Linked DNA regions of Homo sapiens: region 1 is linked to region 2. The links are chromatin loops, found by intact Hi-C in ENCODE. Cell type or tissue: B cell. All regions are shown on one strand. Links, peaks and the distances in the headings refer to the core of each region. The heading gives the core; the rest is flanking DNA. Region 1 holds the start of LOC124904705 (a long non-coding RNA gene). Region 2 has its middle 11 kb from the start of ZBTB32.

The links. Peaks named below come from ENCODE experiments on the same cell type or tissue, not always from the same donor. Only the 100,000 strongest peaks of a DNase experiment are listed, where the experiment ranks them.
Region 1: a loop joins it to region 2, with 26 times the contacts of the local background. A loop is called at or near these places in 11 of 110 quality-filtered maps.

What each region holds. Positions count from the first base shown.
Region 1 is chr19:35,875,090-35,884,793 of GRCh38, forward strand. APLP1 (amyloid beta precursor like protein 1) reads left to right here. Exons shown (of 17, transcript NM_001024807.3): 11 at 1,428-1,527; 12 at 2,629-2,736; 13 at 2,993-3,019; 14 at 3,495-3,565; 15 at 3,801-3,863; 16 at 3,985-4,128; 17 at 4,254-4,703. The coding sequence ends at 4,352. It overlaps LOC124904705 (a long non-coding RNA gene), which reads right to left and starts at 7,036. Exons shown (of 2, transcript XR_007067245.1): 1 at 6,738-7,036; 2 at 4,575-5,040. It also overlaps the pseudogene RN7SL402P. In B cell, for the core only: CTCF peaks have their summits at 7,161 (motif pointing right) and 7,360; DNase peaks (open chromatin) are centred at 4,902, 6,682, 7,332, 8,252 and 3 weaker places; H3K27me3 peaks cover 3,631 bases.
Region 2 is chr19:35,688,229-35,697,932 of GRCh38, forward strand. No RefSeq gene overlaps it. Among named protein-coding and RNA genes, the nearest start is that of ZBTB32, 11 kb to the right of the region's middle. In B cell, for the core only: CTCF peaks have their summits at 5,700 (motif pointing right) and 5,903; a DNase peak (open chromatin) is centred at 5,713.

The DNA of each region.
Region 1 (9,704 bases), core at 319-8,318, 190 kb after region 2:
GATTCCTACTCCCCCCGCCGTCGATCCTATGTTCTGTCCCTTGGATTTTCACTGCCTTTCCCAGAATCGTCTTTTTTTTTTTTTTTTTTTTGAGACAGGTTCTTGCTCTGTCGCCCAGGCAGGAGAGCAGTGTGCGATCTTGGCTCATTGCAACTTCCACCTCCTGGGTTCAAGCAATTCTCCTGCCTCAGCCTCTCGAGTAGCTGGGATTACAGGAGCCTGCCACCACACTGGGCTAATTTTTTTTTTTTTTTTTGACAGAGTCTCGCTCTGTTTCCCAGGCTGGAGTGCAGTGACATGATCTGGGCTCACTGCAACCTCCGCCTACTGGGTTCAAGCTATTCTCCTGCCTCAGCCTCCTGAGTAGCTGGGACTACAGGCGGGTGTCACCACATCTGGCTGATTTTTGTATTTTTAGTAGAGACAGGGTTTCACCATACTGGTCAGGCTGGTCTTGAACTCGACCTCAGGTGATCCACCCTTGGCCTCCTAAAGTACTCGGATTACAGGTGTGAGCCACCACGCCCGGCCCCAGCTAATTTTTGTATTTTTGGTAGACACGGGTTTCAGCATGTTGGCCAGGCTGGTCTTGAACTCCTGACCTCAGGTGATCTGCCTGCCTTGGCCTCCCAAAGTGCTGGGATTACAGGCGTGAGCCACCATGCCCAGCCAGAAACCCCAATAACTTTTGCACCAATCTAATATTTTTAGCAGAGACAGGGTTTTGCCATGTTGCCCAGGCTGGTCTCGAACTCCTGACCTCAGGTGATCTGCCCACCTCGGCCTCCCAAAGTGCTGGGATTACAGGCGTGAGCCACCATGCCCGGCCAGAAACCCCAATAACTTGCACCAATCTAATATTTTTAGCAGAGACAGGGTTTTGCCATGTTGCCCAGGCTAGTCTCAAACTCCTGACCTCAGGTGATCTGCCTACCTCGGCCTCCCAAAGTGCTGGGATTACAGGCATGAGCCACCGCGCCCGGTCGAGAATCTCCTTCTTGTTCCTTGAACCCTCTTCCTGTCCCTCAACCTCCTTTCTCCATAACTTCACTTGTTTTCCCTGGAACCCCTGTTCTGTGCGCTCAAATTTGAATTCCCCTTTCCTGGATGTTTTCTTCCTGTCTATGAAACTCCATTCTGTGCTCTTGAACTCCAAATCTTGCCTTGAACCATGTCATTTCTATATGACCCTCCAATCCTCAATCTCTGTCTCTGGAATCCCCTCAAACCCCACTTTCTGTTCCTTGGACTTTATTCTTCAATTTCCTTCTCCTATGGCCCAGTTCCTAACCCTTGTACCACACATCCTGTCCATTGCATGTGCCGCTTTTCCTCAGTCGCTATTGAATTCCTCCTTCATACTGCTTCAGTTTCCTCATCTCCAGCCTGCATTGCGCAGTTCATCCTTCATGTCCACTCACCCACAGGTGCATACCCACCTTCAAGTGATTGAGGAGAGGGTGAATCAGAGCCTGGGCCTGCTTGACCAGAACCCCCACCTGGCTCAGGAGCTGCGGCCCCAAATCCGTGAGTGTCTATTACCCTGGCTCCCATTACAGATCTCTGAGGGCAGATCTTGACTCCTAAATGTTGGGCCCCCCCAATTTCATTTATTCCTCTATAACAAACAGCCCAGACCTTAGCAGTGAAAATCAACAATGATTTTTCTTTGTTCATGATTCTGCCATCCGGTCTGCGCTCAGCAGAGTGGTTCTTTCAGTGGTCTTGCCAGTGGTCAAGCATGCAGCTGTATTTAGCTAGCAGATCATCTAGGGGCTGGGAGTCTAGCACAAATGGACCTTTCTCTCTCTCCAAGGAAGCGCAAGGCCTCTCTTCTCCGTGGAGCTTCTCCATGTGGTCTCATCAGCAGGGTAGCTAGATTCCCTACATGGTGGTTTATGCTCTCTAAGACATCACAGTGGAAGTTGCTAGGTCTTAAGGCTTGGGCCCACATTCTATTTGTTAAAGCAAGTTACAAATTCAGTCCAGATTCAAGGGAAGGAACCTATATGCATACCGGAAAGTGTGACCTATTGCAGCCCCCACATCTATTGTGTCTTTCTCCTGGATATCTCACACATAACCCTGATTCTCCTAGTATTTAAGAAAGCTATCATCTTGAGGCGCGGTGGCTCACGCCTATAATCCCAGCACTTTAGGAGGCCGAGGCGGGTGGATCACTTGAGGTCAGGAGTTCGAGACCAGCCTGGCCAACATGGTGAAACCCCGTCTTTACTAAAAATACAAAAATCAGCCGGGCATGATGTCGCTTGCCTGTAATCCCAGCTACTTAGGAGGCTGAGGCAAGAGAATTGCTTGAACCCGGGAGGTGGAGGTTGCAGTGAGCTGAGATCGCATCATTGCACTCCAGCTGGGCAACAAGAGTGAGACTCTGTCTCAAAAAAAAAAAAACAAAAAAAAAACATAATCTTGAAACTTCAGCCTCCATCCTTCCTGCCAGCAGTGCCTCCATCCAGCTTCCCACTTTCTCAGATCACACTTCTGGCTACCCCACACTTGGGGCTGACTCTGCTGTCTGCATGATCTCCCACTTGCTCTACTGGTAGGGTGCCCTCCACTCACCCCTATGCTCACTACCTCAGCCACCTTTCTGCATGTCCCCCTCAGAGGAACTCCTCCACTCTGAACACCTGGGTCCCAGTGAATTGGAAGCCCCTGCCCCTGGGGGCAGCAGCGAGGACAAGGGTGGGCTGCAGCCTCCAGATTCCAAGGATGGTGAGTGAGCCCACATATAGATGACCCCAGACATTAGGGAACAGGCCCCAGCCTAATTTGTAATCCCCTAGAGTCTGAGGGTGTCTTCACCACCACAGTGACTGGGAGAGGATGAGGAGGAACGTCTAAGGTTGCAGGGGCCTCTGTAGGATCCCCAATCCTCCTTCTTAGTCCCTGGAAGGATGTTTCTCCACCTTTCTTTGCTGATACCCTCCTCTCTTCACTGTTCCACTCCCTTGCTTCCTCTGGCTGCCAGCAGACACCCCCATGACCCTTCCAAAAGGTGAGTGTCTCACAGTTAACCCCAGCCTCCAAATCCCACTGAATCCCTGAACCCAGAAGGAAACAGGGTCCATCCATTGGGAACCTCAGACCCCCTGGGGTAGAGTTTGATGTACTTTCCAGCCCCCTCCTCTGGACCCTAAAGAATGAGATAGGGCCAGGCGCTGGTGACTCACACCCGTAATCCTAGCACTTTCAGAGGCTGAGGCAGGAGGATCCCTTGAGGCCACGAGTTCTAGACCAGCCTGGGCAACATAATGAGACCCTGTACCTACAAATAATTTAAAAATTACCTGGGTGTGGTGGGGCATGTCTGTAGTCCCAGCTGCTCAGGAGGCTGACGTAGAAGGATCACTGGAGCCCAGGAAGTTGAGGCTGCAGTGAGCTGAGATCATGCCACTGCACTCCAGCCTGGGTGACAGAGTGAGACTCTGTCTAAAGAAAAAAAAAAAGAATGAGATCAGACTTGGGGGTAGGGTCCACAGAACAAGATGCTGCATCCCCTGAGAAAGAGAAGATGAACCCGCTGGAACAGTATGAGCGAAAGGTAAGTTAGTCAGAACTGTGGGCTCCCTAAGGGGAACAAGATCGGGGCCTATATGGCTGGGTACGAGGGAGGAGATGCTGGGGGCTTGGATTCCTTGTCCTGAGGGAAGAGGGAGCTGAGGACGTGGAATTGAGATCCTAGAAAATGAGAGGGCTGGGGGACGCTCTCTTGGGCCCTTGGGTAGGAAGAAGCCAGTGCCAGGCTTCTGGGTTCCTGACACCTCCTGCTCCCCCAGGTGAATGCGTCTGTTCCAAGGGGTTTCCCTTTCCACTCATCGGAGATTCAGAGGGATGAGCTGGTAAGAGGAGGAACAGCCGGGTACCTAGGGGAAGAGACCAGAGGTCAGCGGCCAGGCTGTGATTCCCAAAGCCACACAGGACCCTCAAAGAAGCCCTCTGCCCCATCTCCTCTCCCTGCAGGCACCAGCTGGGACAGGGGTGTCCCGTGAGGCTGTGTCGGGTCTGCTGATCATGGGAGCGGGCGGAGGCTCCCTCATCGTCCTCTCCATGCTGCTCCTGCGCAGGAAGAAGCCCTACGGGGCTATCAGCCATGGCGTGGTGGAGGTGAGAACCATGGCGTGGTGGAGGTGTGGGAAGAGTTCCTGAGCCCGGGTGTGGGCGGCCTGAGAGACTTGCGGGCAGTCCCGCCCCCGCACCACACTGTCCTTTCCCTCCCCTGCTCGTTGCAGGTGGACCCCATGCTGACCCTGGAGGAGCAGCAGCTCCGCGAACTGCAGCGGCACGGCTATGAGAACCCCACTTACCGCTTCCTGGAGGAACGACCCTGACCCGGCCCCCTTCACCCCTTCAGCCGAGCCCAGACCTCCCCTCTTCCTGGAGCCCCAGAACCCCAACTCCCAGCCTAGGGCAGCAGGGAGTCTTGAAGTGATCATTTCACACCCTTTTGTGAGACGGCTGGAAATTCTTATTTCCCCTTTCCAATTCCAAAATTCCATCCCTAAGAATTCCCAGATAGTCCCAGCAGCCTCCCCACGTGGCACCTCCTCACCTTAATTTATTTTTTAAGTTTATTTATGGCTCTTTAAGGTGACCGCCACCTTGGTCCTAGTGTCTATTCCCTGGAATTCACCCTCTCATGTTTCCCTACTAACATCCCAATAAAGTCCTCTTCCCTACCAGGCCAGTCTGAGTCTCTGTGGGAGAATTAGTCTGTAACCACAGCTGGACGCGGTGTCATCGCCGCCCAGGCCGCCTTGGCCTCTTTAAACGGGATGACGGAGCTTTAAATCTGGGCGGGTCCTGCGGGAAGGGCTGGCGCGCCGGGGGCGGGGCTCAGAGGCCAGGGATAGGCGCCTGTCCTGGAGCTGTCCGCGGTGCTGAACTGGCCGCGCCTTCCAACTGTCAGTTGGGTACCAGTGTGGACCCCAAGGAGGCTGGGCTCCAGCGAGTTTCCCCTGCCATCTGTTCAGCCTCACACACAATCACATGCAGCGCCCACCCCAATCTTCGAGAGTCCTGTAAGAGATTATGAATCGTGAACCACCGTTCCCATTCCCCAAAGTCTTCATTCCTTCTCGGGGAGTCTATAGAAACCCTCCTGGAGTGTGGAAATTCCAGTCACGTGTCCCAGAAAGGGATATATGATATCTGCACGTGCCTACTGAACTTCGTTTTATTTTCTCCCCCTACTGCCCGTATAAATGCAGAAGAATTTCTTTTTCTTTCTTTTCTTTCCCCACCTCCCTTTTTTTAAGACAGGGTCTAACACTGTCACTTAGGCTGGAGTGCAGTGGTGCAATCATAGCTTACTGCAGCTTCCAACTCTTGGGCTTAAGTGACCCTCCTGCCTCAGCCTCCCGAGTAGCTGGAACTATAGGCACGTACCGCCACCCCCGGATAATTTTTTTAAAAAAATTTTAGGCCAGGTGCGGTGGCTCACGCCTGTAATCTCAGCACTTTGGGAGGCTGAGGCGGGCGGATCACCTGAGGTCAGGAGTTCGAGACCAGCCTGGCCAACATGATGAAACCCTATCTCTACTAAAAATACAAAATTAGCCGGGCCTGGTGGCGTATGCCTGTAATCCCAGCTACTTGGGGGCTGAGGCAGAAGAATCGCTTGAACCCAGGAGGCGGAGGTTGCAGTGAGCCAAGATTGCGCCACTGCACTCCAGCCTGAGCAACAAGAGCGAAACTCCATCTCAAAAAAAAAAAAATTTAGAGATGGGGTCTTGCTATGTTGCCCAGGCTGCTCTCCAAGTCCTGGCCTCAAGTGATCCTCCCACCTCAGCCTCCTGAGTAGCTGGGATTACAGGCGTGCAGCACTGTGCCCAGTATTGGAATTTATACCCTCACATGTCCCATTATGCTGGCTCGGGTTAGCCCTCTACATATACAGTTATCTGTCCCAAGAGGGTTAGGAGGATTTAAAGGGTTAATATTCGTGGAGCTGTTATAACTGCACCTGCCACTTAGCAAGTATTTGTTAAATAAATTTTAAAGTATTAAGGTAGCAAACACTCATATGGTGTTCACCCTGTGCCAGGCACTACTCTGAGGGCTTTACATGCACTGGCACACTTAACCATTACTCCTGTGAAAGGAAAATAAATCCTGGGGGCCCCAAATCACTAAGTTAAAGGGAAAAGTCAAGCTGGGAACTGCTTAGGGCAAACCTGCCTCCCTTTCTATTCAAGGTCATCCCTGTACTCACTGAGAGAGGCATATTCTGATTGCCTCCTTTGGAAAAGCTAACCAGAAACTCAAAAGGATGCAACCATTTGTCTCTCACCTACCTGTGACCTGGAAGCCCCCTCCCTGCTTTGTGTTGTCCTGCCTTTCCAGACAGAACCAATGTACATCTTAACATATGTTGATTGATGTCTCATATCTCCCTGAAATGTATAAAACCAAGTTGTACCCCGAACACCTTGGGCACATGTCGTCAGGACCTTCTAAGGCTGTGTCATGGGTGCATATCCTCAACCTTGGCAAAATAAACTTTCTGAATTAATTGAGACCTGACTCAGATATTCGGAGTTCACATTTCCATCTAATGGAGTCAGTATTATGACTATTCCTATCTATAGATTAGGAACTGAGGCTGAGAGTCGTTACATCACATGCTCTATGTCATCATCCAGGAAAAGTCAGAGCTAAGAATTCAATCCAAGAAGCCTGGCTCCAGCATCCACTCTCCTGGCCACTTTGCTAACCTGTTTAATACTCCAAGGTTGTCCAATATGGTGCTCCGATTGTGCGCTTCAAAATTCCACGTGGCTGGGCACAGTGGCACGCTGCTCTAGTCCCAGCTACCCGGGAGGCTGAGGCAAGAGGATTGCTTGAGCCCAGGGCTTCTGGACTGGAGTGCACTGTGCCACTTGGGTGTCCACACTAAGTTTGGCATCAATATGATGACCTCCTGGGAATGGGAACCGACCTAGGAAACATAGGTCAACACTCTCATGCTGATCAGTAGTGGGATAGCACCTGTGAATAGCCACTGCGCTTCAGCCTGGGCAACATAGAGGGACCCTGTCTAAAAATAAAAATAAAAATAAAAAATAAATAAATAAATAAATAAATAAATAAATAAATAAAATCCAAGTGATACCATTCACCTCCCAGACTTTGTAGATTTGCTTTTTTACCACAGCTTCCCAGGAGATGGCAGTAAAGTGTCATGTTCTAATGTCAGTATCTTGCATGATTTTCTGACAGATGGTTTGGGGAGGGAGCATCTATTTCTAATTCTCCCAAAGGGCCTATGAGCTAGCTGTGGTTCTTCATAATATATAACTGTAAATATAGGTCGTGTATATTGAATATACACCTGGTAGATGTTAGGAGAAGACGCTTCATGGTGCAAGTTGGATGCAATGCCAGTCTCTGTAGAGAACTCAGTTTGCACCATCACTCTGATACCGGTTATATCTTTGGTTATACTCGGATGAGCCCAGTGGAAATCTATCACTAACGCCACAGGCACCACAGGGGTTGAAAGCCGCCTTTGTATTTTCACAACCAAGAGTGATCAACAGGCTAACAACAGGTAAGGAGCTCCAAGCAGGTGAAACAGGAAAAGTAAGGCGGTTTTGCTCAATAGGGTCAGTGTGTAAAGTAAAGTTTAATGGTAATACTTAGAGTATTTAATTTTAAAATGTTGTTATTCAAATTCCAGCAGGAAAAATAATTTTGCTGTTATTTATCTGATGTTCTTGCACTCCTAAGTCATTCTTTTCCCACTGAAGATGATCTTGGTAATACTGTTTTTTTGTTTTGTTTTGTTTTGGTTTTGGGTTTTTGAGACAGAGTCTTGTCAGGCTGGAGTGCAGTGGTGTGATCTTGGCTCATAGCAACCTCCACTTCCCAGGTTCAAATGGTTCTCCCACCTCAGCCTCCCGAGTAACTGGGATTACAGGCGCCCGCCACCATGCCTGGCTAATTTTTGTATTTTTAATAGAGACGGGGTTTCACCATGTTGGCCAGGCTGGTCTTAAACTCCTGACCTCAAATGATCCACCTGCCTTGGCCTTCCAAAGTGTTGGGATTACAGGCGTGAGCCACCGGGTCCGGCCAATTTTTCTTATAATAATTCAGTTTCTACCATGTGCGTGGCTCATGCCTGTAATCCCAGCAATTTGTGAGACTGAGGTGGAAGGATCGCTTGAGTCTAGGAGCTCAAGACCAGTCTGGGCAACATAGTGAGACACAGTCTTTACAAAAAAAAAATTAGTCAGGCATGGTGATGAGTGCCTGTAGTTCCAGCTACTCGGGAGGCTGAAGTGGGAGAATTGTTTGAGCCTAAGAGGTCGAGGCTGTAGAGAGCCAAAGAAGACAGATTGAGACCCGGTCTCAAAATAATAATAATAATAATAATATATGGACAGGTGCAGAAGCTCATGCATGTAATCCCAGCACTTTGGGAGGCCGAGGTGGGAGTATCCCTTGAGCCCAGGAGTTCGAGACCAGCCTGGGCAACATAGTGAGACCCTGTATCTACAAAAATAGAAACGAAAAAATTAGCTGGGTGTGGTGGCATACACCTGTGGTCCTAGCTTCTCAAGAGGCTGAGGCAGAAGGATCTCTTGAGTCCAGGCAGGAGGTGGAGGCTGCAGTGAGCTGACATTGCACCACTGTACTCCAGCCTGAGCAAGAGTGAGACCCTGTTCTTATTTAAAAAAAAAAAAAAAAAAAAACACACAAAGTTTCTGAGGGACATTTTATCATGTTAGTGGGGTGGGTGTGTGCACATGTGTGTATTGATATGCATCTTAGTCTGGGCTAAGAATACCATGAGCTGGGTGGCTTAAACAACACACATTTATTTCTCACAAGTGCTAGAGGCTGAGAAGTCCAAGATCAAGGTGCCAGCAGCTCCAAAGTCTGGAGGACTCTCTTCCTGGTTTGCAGATGGTTTGTTTTGTTTTGTTTTTTGACAAGGTCTTGTTCTGTCACCTGGCTGGAGTGCACTGGTGCAATCACAGCTCACTGCAGCCTTGATCTCCCAGGCTGAGGCAATTCTCCTGCCTTACTCTCTCGAGTAGCTGGGACCACAGGTGTGCACCACTACACCTGGCTATTTTGTTTTTTTTGAGTAGAGACAGGATTTCACCATGCTGCCCACGCTGTTCTCAAACTCCTGAGCTCAAGCTATCCTCCCATCCTGGCCTCCCAAAATGCTGGGATTACAGGTGTGAGCCAGTGTGCCCTGCCCAAGATGGCCATCCTCTTACTGCATCTTCATATGGCAGAGAGTAGAGAGCAGAGAAGCAAGCTCTCTCCTGTCTCCTTCTTTTTTTTTTTTTTTTGAGATGGAGTTTCACTCTTGTTGCCCAGGATGGAGTGCAATGGCATGATCTCGGGTCACCGCAATCTCCACCTCCCAGGTTCAAGTGATTCTCCTGCCTCAGCCTCCTGAGTAGCTGGGATTACAGGCATGCACCACCATGCCTGGCTAATATGTATTTTTTAGTAGAGACGGGGTTTCTCCATGTTGGTCAGGCTGGTCTCGAACTCCAGACCTCAGATGATCCACCCGCCTCGGCCTCCCAAAGTGCTGGGATTACAGGCATGAGCCACCACGCCCGGACTCTCCCATCTCTTCTAACAAGGACATTAGTCCCATTCATGAGGGCTCCACCCTCATGACCTAACTACCTCCCAAAGGCCCATCTTCAAAT
Region 2 (9,704 bases), core at 1,003-9,002:
AAAAGTCACACTTGAAAATGCTTGGTGCGGCCGGGCATGGTGGCTCATGCCTGTAATCCCAGCACTTTGGGAGGCCGAGGCGGGCGGATCATGAGGTCAGGAGTTCGAAACCAGCCTAACCAACATGGTGAAACCCCGTCTCTACTAAAAATACAAAAATTAGCCAGGCATGGTGGTGTGCGCCTGTAATCTCAGCTACTTGGGAGGCTGAGGCAGGAGCATGGCTTGAACCCGGGAGGCGGAGGTTGTGGTGAGCTGAGATTGTGCCATTGCACTCCAGCCTGGGCAATAAGAGCAAAACTCCATCTCAAAAAGAAAAGAAAAGAAAATGCTTGGTGCTTTTACTGTGAGATGATGAGCCCATGAACTCAGCATATGTTAGCGTGAATATGTTTCTGGCTGAGGATCTTTAAAGAATGTTTGTGGAGGCCGGGTGCAGTGGCTCATGCCTCTAATCCCAGCACTTTGGGCAGCCCAGGCGGGTGGATCACAAGGTCAGGAGTTCAAAACCAGCCTGGCCAATATGGTGAAACCCCGTCCCTACTAAAAATACAAAAATTAGCTGGACGTGGTAGCATGTGCCTGTAGTCCTAGCTGCACAGGAGGCTGAGGCAGGAGAATCCCTTGAATCCAGGAGGTGGAGGTTGCAGTGAGCCAAAATCGTGCCACTGCACTCCAACCTGGGCAACAGAGCAAGACTACGTCTCAAAAACAAAACAAAACAAAACAAAACAAAAGAATGTTTGTGGAGTTTATGCCAATTGATATGCATAAAATCAGTTTTTTTCCTTTATTATTATTATTTATTTTTTGAGATGGAGCCTTGCACTGTTGCCCAGACTGGAGTGCAGTAGTGCCATCTCGGCTCACTGCAACCTCCACCTCCCGGGTTCAAGTGATTCTCCTGCCTTAGCCTCCCAAGTAGTTGGGATTACAGGCACCCGCCACCACGCCCAGCTAAGTTTTTGTATTTTTAGTAGAGATGGGGTTTCACTATGTTGTTCAAGCTGGTCTCAAACTCCTGACCTCATGATCCACCCACCTCGGCCTCCCAAAGTGCTGGGATTACAGGCGTGAGCCACCGCGCCCGGCTATATATTTTTTTAAGACAGAGTCCCATTCTGTCACTCAGGGTGGAGTGCAATGGCAGGATCATGGCTCACTGCAGCCTCAACCCCCCAGACTCAAGCGATCCTCCTGCTTCAGCCTGCCAAGTAGCTGGGACTACAGGTGCATAACACTATAACTGGCTAATTTTTAAATTTTTTGTAGAGACGGAATTTTGCTGTATTGCCCAGGCTGATCTCAAACTCCTAAGGCTCAAGTGATTCTCCTACTTCGACTTCTCAAAGTGCTGGGATTATAGGCATGAGCCATTGTGCCTAGCTAGTTTTTTCCTTTAAAAACCACACTGCTGACCAGGCGCAGTGGCTCACGCCTGTAATCCCAGCACTTTGGGAGGCCAAGGCAGGAGGATTACCTGAGGTCAGGAGTTCGACACCAGCCTGGCCAACATGGTGAAACCCCGTCTATACTAAAAGTACAAAAAAATTAGCCGGGTGTAGTGGTGCACACCTGTAATCCCAACTACCCAGGAGCTGAGGCACGAAAATCCCTTGAACCCGGGAGGCGGAGGTTGCAGTGAGCTGACATCATTCCACTGGACTCCAGCCTGGCCGACAGAGCGAGACTGTCTCAAAAAAAAAAAAAAAAAAAAAAACCCTGCAAAAGAATTTAATGGCATGAAAAAAATGCTTGGGAAATTGTGACATGAGAAAAACAGATTACAATGTAGCATGCCAAGTATGATTCCTTCCCTGATAAAAATATAAATATGTGCATGTTTGCATTTTTTTTAAAAGAAAGTCTTCCAAAGGTTATTGAGGAAGAGGACACATTTGCAGGGGATCTTTACTTCATTCCTTGGACATTTTGGTATTTTGCAAATATTTTATGATGACTATTGCCTTTGTCCTCTAACAAAAAATCAAGAAATATATCTTAGTTAAAATGTCCCTGCTGGACATAAAATGTACATTGAGAAGAGAATTATCCTACTAAATATTTTCAAACTTTATCTGAGCAGTTAAGGTGTCCGGAATTGGTGGGTTATTGGTCTCACTGACTTCAAGAATGAAGCCGCGGACCCTCGCGGTGAGTGTTACAGCTCTTAAGGTGGCGTGTTTGGAGTTTGTTCCTTCCGATGTTCGGATGTGTCCGGAGTTTCTTCCTTCTGGTGGGTTCCTGGTCTCGCCGGCTCAGGCAGGAGTGAAGCTGCAGACCTTCGCGGTGAGTGTTACTGCTCATGAAGGCAGTATGCACCCAAAGAGTGAGCAGCAGCAGGATTTATAGCAAAGAGCAAAAGAACAAAGCTACCACAGCACGGAAGGGAACCCCAGCGGGTTGCCGCGGCTGACTCGGGCAACCTTCTTTTATTCTCTTATCTGGCCCCACCCACATCCTGCTGATTGGTCCATTTTACAGAGAGCCGAGTGGTCTGTTTTGACAGGGTGCTGATTGGTGCGTTTACAATCCCTGAGCTAGACACAAAGGTTCTCCATGTCCCCACTAGATTAGCTAGATACAGAGTGTCCACACAAAGGTTCTCCAAGTCCCCACCAGAGTAGCTGGATACAGAGTGTCGATTGGTGCATTCACAAACCCTGAGCTAGACACAGGATGCTGATTGGTGTGTTTACAAACCTTGAGCTAGATACAGAGTGCCGATTGGTGTATTTACAATCCCTGAGCTAGACATAAAGGTTCTCCACCTCCCCACCAGACTCAGGAGCCCAGCTGGCTTCACCCAGTGGATCCCGCACTGGGGCTGCAGGTGGAGCTGCCTGCCAGTCCCACGCCGTGCGCCCGCACTCCTCAGCCCTTGGGTGGTCGATGGGACTAGGTGCCGTGGAGCAGGGGCGGCGCTCGTCGGGGAGGCTCAGGCCGCACAGGAGCCCACGGGGTACGGGGAGAGGGGAGGCTCAGGCATGGCGGTCTGCAGGTCCCAAGCCCTGCCCCGCGGGAAGGCAGCTAAGGCCCGGCGAGAAATTGAGCACAGCAGCTGCTGGCCCAGGTGCTAAGCCCCTCACTGCCCGGGGCCGGCGGGGCCGGCCGGCCGCTCTGAGCGCGGGGTCCACCGGGCCCACGCCCACCCGGAACTCGGCGCTGGCCCGCAAGCACCGCGCGCAGCCCCGGTTCCCGCCTGCGCCTCTCCCTCCACACCTCCCCGCAAGCTGAGGGAGCCGGCTCCGGCCTTGGCCAGCCCAGAAAGGGGCTTCCACAGTGCAGCAGCGGGCTGAAGGTTCCTCAAGTGCTGCCAAAGTGGGAGCCCAGGCAAAGGAGGCGCCGAGAGCGAGCGAGGGCTGTGAGGACTGCCAGCACGCTGTCACCTCTCAGTAAGACAGGTCAGGGCTGGGCACAGTGGCTCACGCCTGTAATCCCAGCATTTTGGGAGCTGAGGCAGGAGGATTGCTTGAGGCCAGGATTTCCAGACCAGCCTGGCCAACATAGTGAGACCTCATCTCTCCAAAAAATTTAAAAATTAGCTGGCCATAGTGGTGCGCACTTGTAGTAACCGCTAGTCGGGAGGCTGAGGTGGGAAGATCGCTTGAACCCAGGAGGTAGGGGCTGTAGTGAGCTGTGATGGTGCCACTGCATTCCAGCCTGGGCAATAGCAAGACCCCGTCTCAATAATAATAATAATAGGCCAGGACTTGCTAGATGGGAGGCCGGGGTTTGACCTGACCTCTGACCTCTGGGCAGTCAGGTAGGTAGGCCGCCATCTCTGACCCACATCTGCCACTTGGCTTTCGGGCTCCATCCTACCATATACCTGCAGAGTGTGGCTCAGTCAGACCGGCAGCAGCGTGGCCTCACCCAGGCGGGCCTGCCTGCAGGACAGGTTTGTCCGCCCCAGCCCCCAAACTCAGAGGCCGGCTCCTGTGGGTAAGAGGGGAGCAAAGAGGTCAGGGCTATGTCAGGGCCCGGACCCCTTGAGGGACAGGCAGCCATTTGATGGCTGTTCCCCCCACACCCCAGGTGACTGCATCCCTCCTCAGCCTCTAACCCTCCACGGCTCTCCAGCGCCCTCCTCACCTCGCACTGAGGGCCCGTGTGGCTTGGCCCCTTGCCACCTCTCCAGGTATCTCTTTCTCTCTCTTGCTCCACTGAGCCAAGCTCTCTCTCTCACCATCTGAGATCACAGAATGGAAATAAGAAACTGTGTTATATAGCAATCAAGCCAGGCACATGCCTCTGACTACATCCACTTTTGCTTACACTCCTTCCATGAGGGCAAGTTGGTTCTTTTTTTTTTTTTTTAACTAAAACGTAAAAACACACACCCCTGCCCTTTCCTCAGGTGTCCCACGCCCACCAATTCCTCCTCTCTGGTCCCCGCGTCCTTGGCTGGTGTTAGAAAAATGGCTACAAGCTTCCTGGGAATCAGATAATAAAGCTTACAGGAACTCTTCCCAGATTTAAAAGAGCTTAATAAATAAATAAATAAAGCTTACCTTCTAGAGGGGAAAATAGATAAAACCAATAAGAAAAACACATGTTAGAGGCTAATAAGTGCTAAGGAGAAAAATAAAAGAATGAAAGACAAAACAAAAACCTAGCCGGGCGGGGGGGCGCGGTGGCTTACGCCTGTAATCCCAGCACTTTAGGAGGCCAAGGCGGGAGGAACGCTTGAGGAGTTCGAGACCAGCCTAGGCTACATAGTGAGACCCTGTCTCTACAAAACAATAAAAAAATTTTTAAAAATCGCTGGCCATGGTGGCAAGCACCTGCATCACAGCTGCTCAGGAAGCTTAGGCAGGAGGATCACTTGAGTATGGCAGTCGTCGCTGAAGTGAGCCAAGATGGCACCACTGACTCTGTCAGCCCAGATAACAGTCTCAAAAAAAAAAAAAAAAAAAAGATGACTGGGCATGGTGGTTCACACTTGTAATCCCAGCACTTTGGGAGGCTGAGGCAGGCAGATCACCTGAGGTCAGGAGTTCGAGACCAGCCTGGCTAACATGGCGAAACCCTGTTTCTACTAAAAATACAAAAATTAGCTAGATGTGGTGGCATGTGCCTGTAATCCAAGCTACTCAGGAGGCTGAGATAGAAGAATCACTTGAACCTGGGAGGTGGATGTTGTAGTGAGCCAAGATCGTGCCACTGCACTCCAGCCTGGGTGGCAGAGCAAGACTCCATCTCAAAAAACAAAAACAAAACAAAACAAAGCAAAAAACGGTGAGAGGGCCTGGTGCCCCCTCTGGAATGTTTTTCATTGTCTAGGTTTGACACTGTGCTGTGCCATCACGTGTGGGGCTGGGGAAAGTGCAGATTCCGGGGCACACGCCTGCCCTTGGAGCAGGGATGGAGTCAGCTCCATCTATAGGGTCTGGTCTGGGAGGAGGGAGAGGGTGCTTGCCCAGAGCAGGCTCAGACCCTAAGCCTGAGCCTAGGGAAGGGTGAGCCGACCCTGGAGGCAAATGGACCACAATCCCCCCTCCCCATCAACCTTCACCAGCGATTCCGGGATAAATGACACAGACAGCACTGAGAATTCCATGGTAGTCGTTATTATTACTGTTGTTTTTATTAATAGCAGGGGCCCCATCACTTACCTGTGGGTTATCAATTTATTACCTCTCAGTTCCATTTGTCATCTGGTGCCAGGTTAGGCTTTGTCAATAGAGGGCGCTGGAGAGCCACTGAGGAGCCAGGGCCCCTCTGCCTCACTCCAGGGCTTTGTGTTCTTCCTACTGCGCTGTGACCAGCAGGTGGCTGCTATGCTCCACATTATAGGGAGTGACCTCCACTGCCACCCTCTCCTCCTTCTCCCTCCTCCTCCTCCCTCCTCCTCCCTCCTCCTTCTCCCTCCTCCTCTTCCTTCCTCCTCCTCCTCCCTCTTCCTCTTCCTCCCTCCTCTTTTCTTTCATCCCTCTTCCTTTCTCCTCCTTCTTCCTTCTCCTTCCTTCACCCTCCTCCTCTTCCCTCCTCCTTTTTTCTCTTTCTCCTCCTCTTTCCTCCTCCGCCTTCTTCCTCCTCCTCCTCCTTCTTCCTACCCCTTCTCCTCCCCCTTCCCCTTTCTTTTAAAAGACGGGGTCTCAGCCAGGCACAGTGACTCACACCTGTAATCCCACCTGTAATCCCTCACTTTGGGAGGCCAAGACAGGAGGATCACTTGAGCCCAGGAGTTCGAGGCTGCAGTGAGCTATGGTAGCACCACTGGACTCCAGCCTGGGCAATAGGGGGAGACTTTGTCTGAGAGAGAGAGAGAGAGAAAATGAGAATCGCACCGTGTCGCCCAGGCTGGAGTACAGTGGCAGGACCATAGCTCTCCAGTGCCTTCTTGAGTCTAGCTAGGGACTTGTCACTTAACCCAACAGATCTATTTAAAACATGAAGTAGAATCATTGTTTCTCACAGAATCAGCTGCCTTCTCAGATCCTCTACAAATGGAAACAGAATCATGCAAAACAGGGAAGGTAAAGGGACAAGAAAATGGTCTTTTTGAAGAGCTGCTCCCAGCCCTGCTGGACAAAATGACCAAAATAGGATCCCTGGTATTAAAGTTCCTCTCATAAAAATCCATTCAGAAAATTGAGGACACTTTGGGAGGCTGAGATGTGAGGATTGTTTGAGGCCAGGAGCCTGGGCAACAGAACAAGGCCCTGTCTCAAAAAAAAAAAAAAGAAAAGATACATATATATATATCTGTACCCAGAGTCAAGACAAGCAATATTTGTTGTCTAAAAACAACTCTGGTTCAGGGTACATCAGTTAACTTTTTTTTTTTTTTTTTTTTGAGATGGAGTCTCGCTCTGTGTCCCAGGCTGGAGTGCAATGGTGCGATCTCAGCTCACTGCAAGCTCCACCTCCTGGGTTCACGCAATTCTCCTGCCTCAGCCTCCCAAGTAGCTGGGACTACAGGCACCCGCCACCACGCCCAGCTAATTTTTTGTGTTTTTAGTAGAGACGGGGTTTCAGCGTGTTAGCCAGGATGGTCTTGATCTCCTGACCTCGTGATCCGCCAACCTCGGCCTCCCAAAGTGTTCAGATTACAGGCATGAGCCCCCACACCCAGCCTTTTTTTTTTTGAGACAAGAGTCTTGCTCTGTTGCCCAGTCTGGAGTGCAGTGGTGCAATCTCAGCTTACTACAACCTCCACCTCCTGGGCTCAAGTGATTTTCTGCCTCAGCTTCCCAAGTAGCTGGGATTACAGGCGTGCGCCACCACACCTGGCTAATTTTTGTACTTTTTGTAGAGACAGGGTTTCACCATGATGGACAGGCTGGTCTCGAGCTCCTGGCCTCAAGTGATTCTCCCACCTCAGCCTCCCAAAGTGCTGGGATTATAGGTGTAAGCCACCACGCCCAGCCCAAGACAGATACTTTAAGAAAGTAAACTGGCCAGGACAGTGGCTCACACCTGTAATCCCAGCACTTTGGGAGGCCAAAGCAGGCAAATCACTTGAGGTCAGGAGTTTGAGAGCAGCCTGGCCAACATGGTGAAACCCGGCCTTCACTAAAAATACAAAACTTAGATAGGCGTGGTGGCAGGCACCTCTAAATCCAGCTACTTGGAAGGCCAAAACAGCATCATTTGAACCCAGGAGATGGAGGTTGTAGCGAGCCAAGATCCTGCCACTGCACTGCAGCCTGGGTGACAAAACAGGGCTCTGTCTCAAAAATAAAATAAAATAAAGAAAAAGAAAATAAAGAAGGGAACTTAGGTTAAGTGAGGTCATAAGGGTGGGGCCCTGATCCCTGATGTCCTTATAGAAAGAGACACCAGGAGTGCACACACACGGAGGGAAGGCCATATGAGGTCACAGTGAAAAGGTGGCCTTCTACAAACCAAGGACAAATGCCTCAGGACAAACCAACCCTGCTGGCACCTTGACTTTGGACTTCCAGTCTCCAGAACTGTGAGAAATAAATGTCTGTTGTTTAAGCCCCCTAGTCTGTGATATTTTGTTACACAGCCCTAGCAGACCATTACATTCAGTCTCTTCTTTGCTTCCCACTGTGTCCTTTCTACCAAGCACCATGCCTAGCACATAGTAAGTACCCCCAAAAAGATGCACAAACATCATCGCCTCCTGTGGGAAGCTGTCCCTCACCCTTCTCCACTCCTTCTCCCCTTAGCTTAAGTGCCTCTTCTCAGCTTCAGTTCCTACACTTTCCACTTGGCTCTTGAAGAATATGTTTTGAGGTCTAATTCCTCTCTAGCAGGTGAAATGTTTGAAGGCAGGGGCTGGGTCTTCCCCAGGGCTCAGCACCAATGGCATGCACCATCAGAATTTTTTGTTTTGTTTTTTTGAGATGGAGTTTCGCTCTTGTCACCCAGGCTGGAGTGCAGTGACCCAATCTCAGCTCACTACAACCTCTGCCTCCTAGGTTCAAGCGATTCTTGTGCCTCAGCCTCCTGAGTAGCTGGGATTACAGGCGCCCGCCACCATGCCCGGCTAATTTTTGTATTTTTAGTAGAGATGGGGTTTTGCCATGCTGGCCAGGCTGGCCTCCAACTCCTGACCTCAAGTGATTAGCCAACCTTGGCCTCCCAAAGTGCTGGGATTACAGGTGTGAGCCACTGCGCCTGGCCAGGAGTTTAATAAATATTTGAGTGAAAGTAAGTTTCTTGACCTTGACGCATGGGCCCTAGAGAGCTAGAAGACCTGAATTCTAAGCTTCATTCCTGTGCAACTGTGGACACTGAGCCTCAAATGTAATCATGGTCTGGGGTTTTTCCAGAGATCAAAGCTTGGGGAAAGTCCTTTGTTCTCTGAAAGGTACAGGGTTATTTTCACATCTGTTATGAACACTCGTGCCGTTGAGCTGAGCTCCTGAGTCTTAGTCAGCTGCCTGGCTCCAGGTGGACTTCCTGCTGTACCTCAGATATACTAAGCTCACTCCTGCCTTGGGGCTTTTGCGCTTGCTACTGCTTCTGGGAACACACTGCCCCCAGGCTTTCCCATGATCCCTTAATTTTCAGGGTCTACACCACAGCCAAGGCAGATGACACTGATTGCAAGGAAACAACTCGGTTACAGGGCATTGGGGAACAGAAGAAATGCCACTATTCGGCTCACGCCTGTAATCCCAGCACTTTAGGAGGCCGAGGTAGGTGGATCACAAGGTCAAAAGATCGAGACCATCCTGGCCAACATGGCGAAAACCCGTCTCTACTAAATATACAAAAATTAGCTGGGCGTGGTGGCCCGCGCCTGTAGTCCCAGCTACTCAGGAGGCTGAGGCAGGAAAATCGCTTGAACCCAGGAGGCAGAGGTTGCAGTGAGCCGAGATCGCGCCACTGCACTCCAGCCTGGAGGGCAGACTCCATCTCAAAAAAAAAAAGAAGAAGAAATACCACTGCTCTATTAGTTCATTTAATCCCCTCAATGACTTTGAGAGGTACACACTTTTTTTCTTTTTTTTTGAGACAGGTTCTCACTCTGTCACCCAAGCTGGAGTGCAGTGTTGCAATCATGGCTCACTGTAGCTTCTACCTCCTGGGCTCAGGTGATCCTCTTACCTCAGCCTCCCCAGTAGTTGGGATTACAAGTGTGTGCCACCACACCTGGCTAATTTTTGTATTTTTTGTAGCCATGGGGATTCGCCATGTTGCACAACCTGGTCTTGAACTCCTGAGTCCAAGCAATCCTCTCACCTCAGCCTCCCAAAGTGCTGGGATTACACATGTGAGCT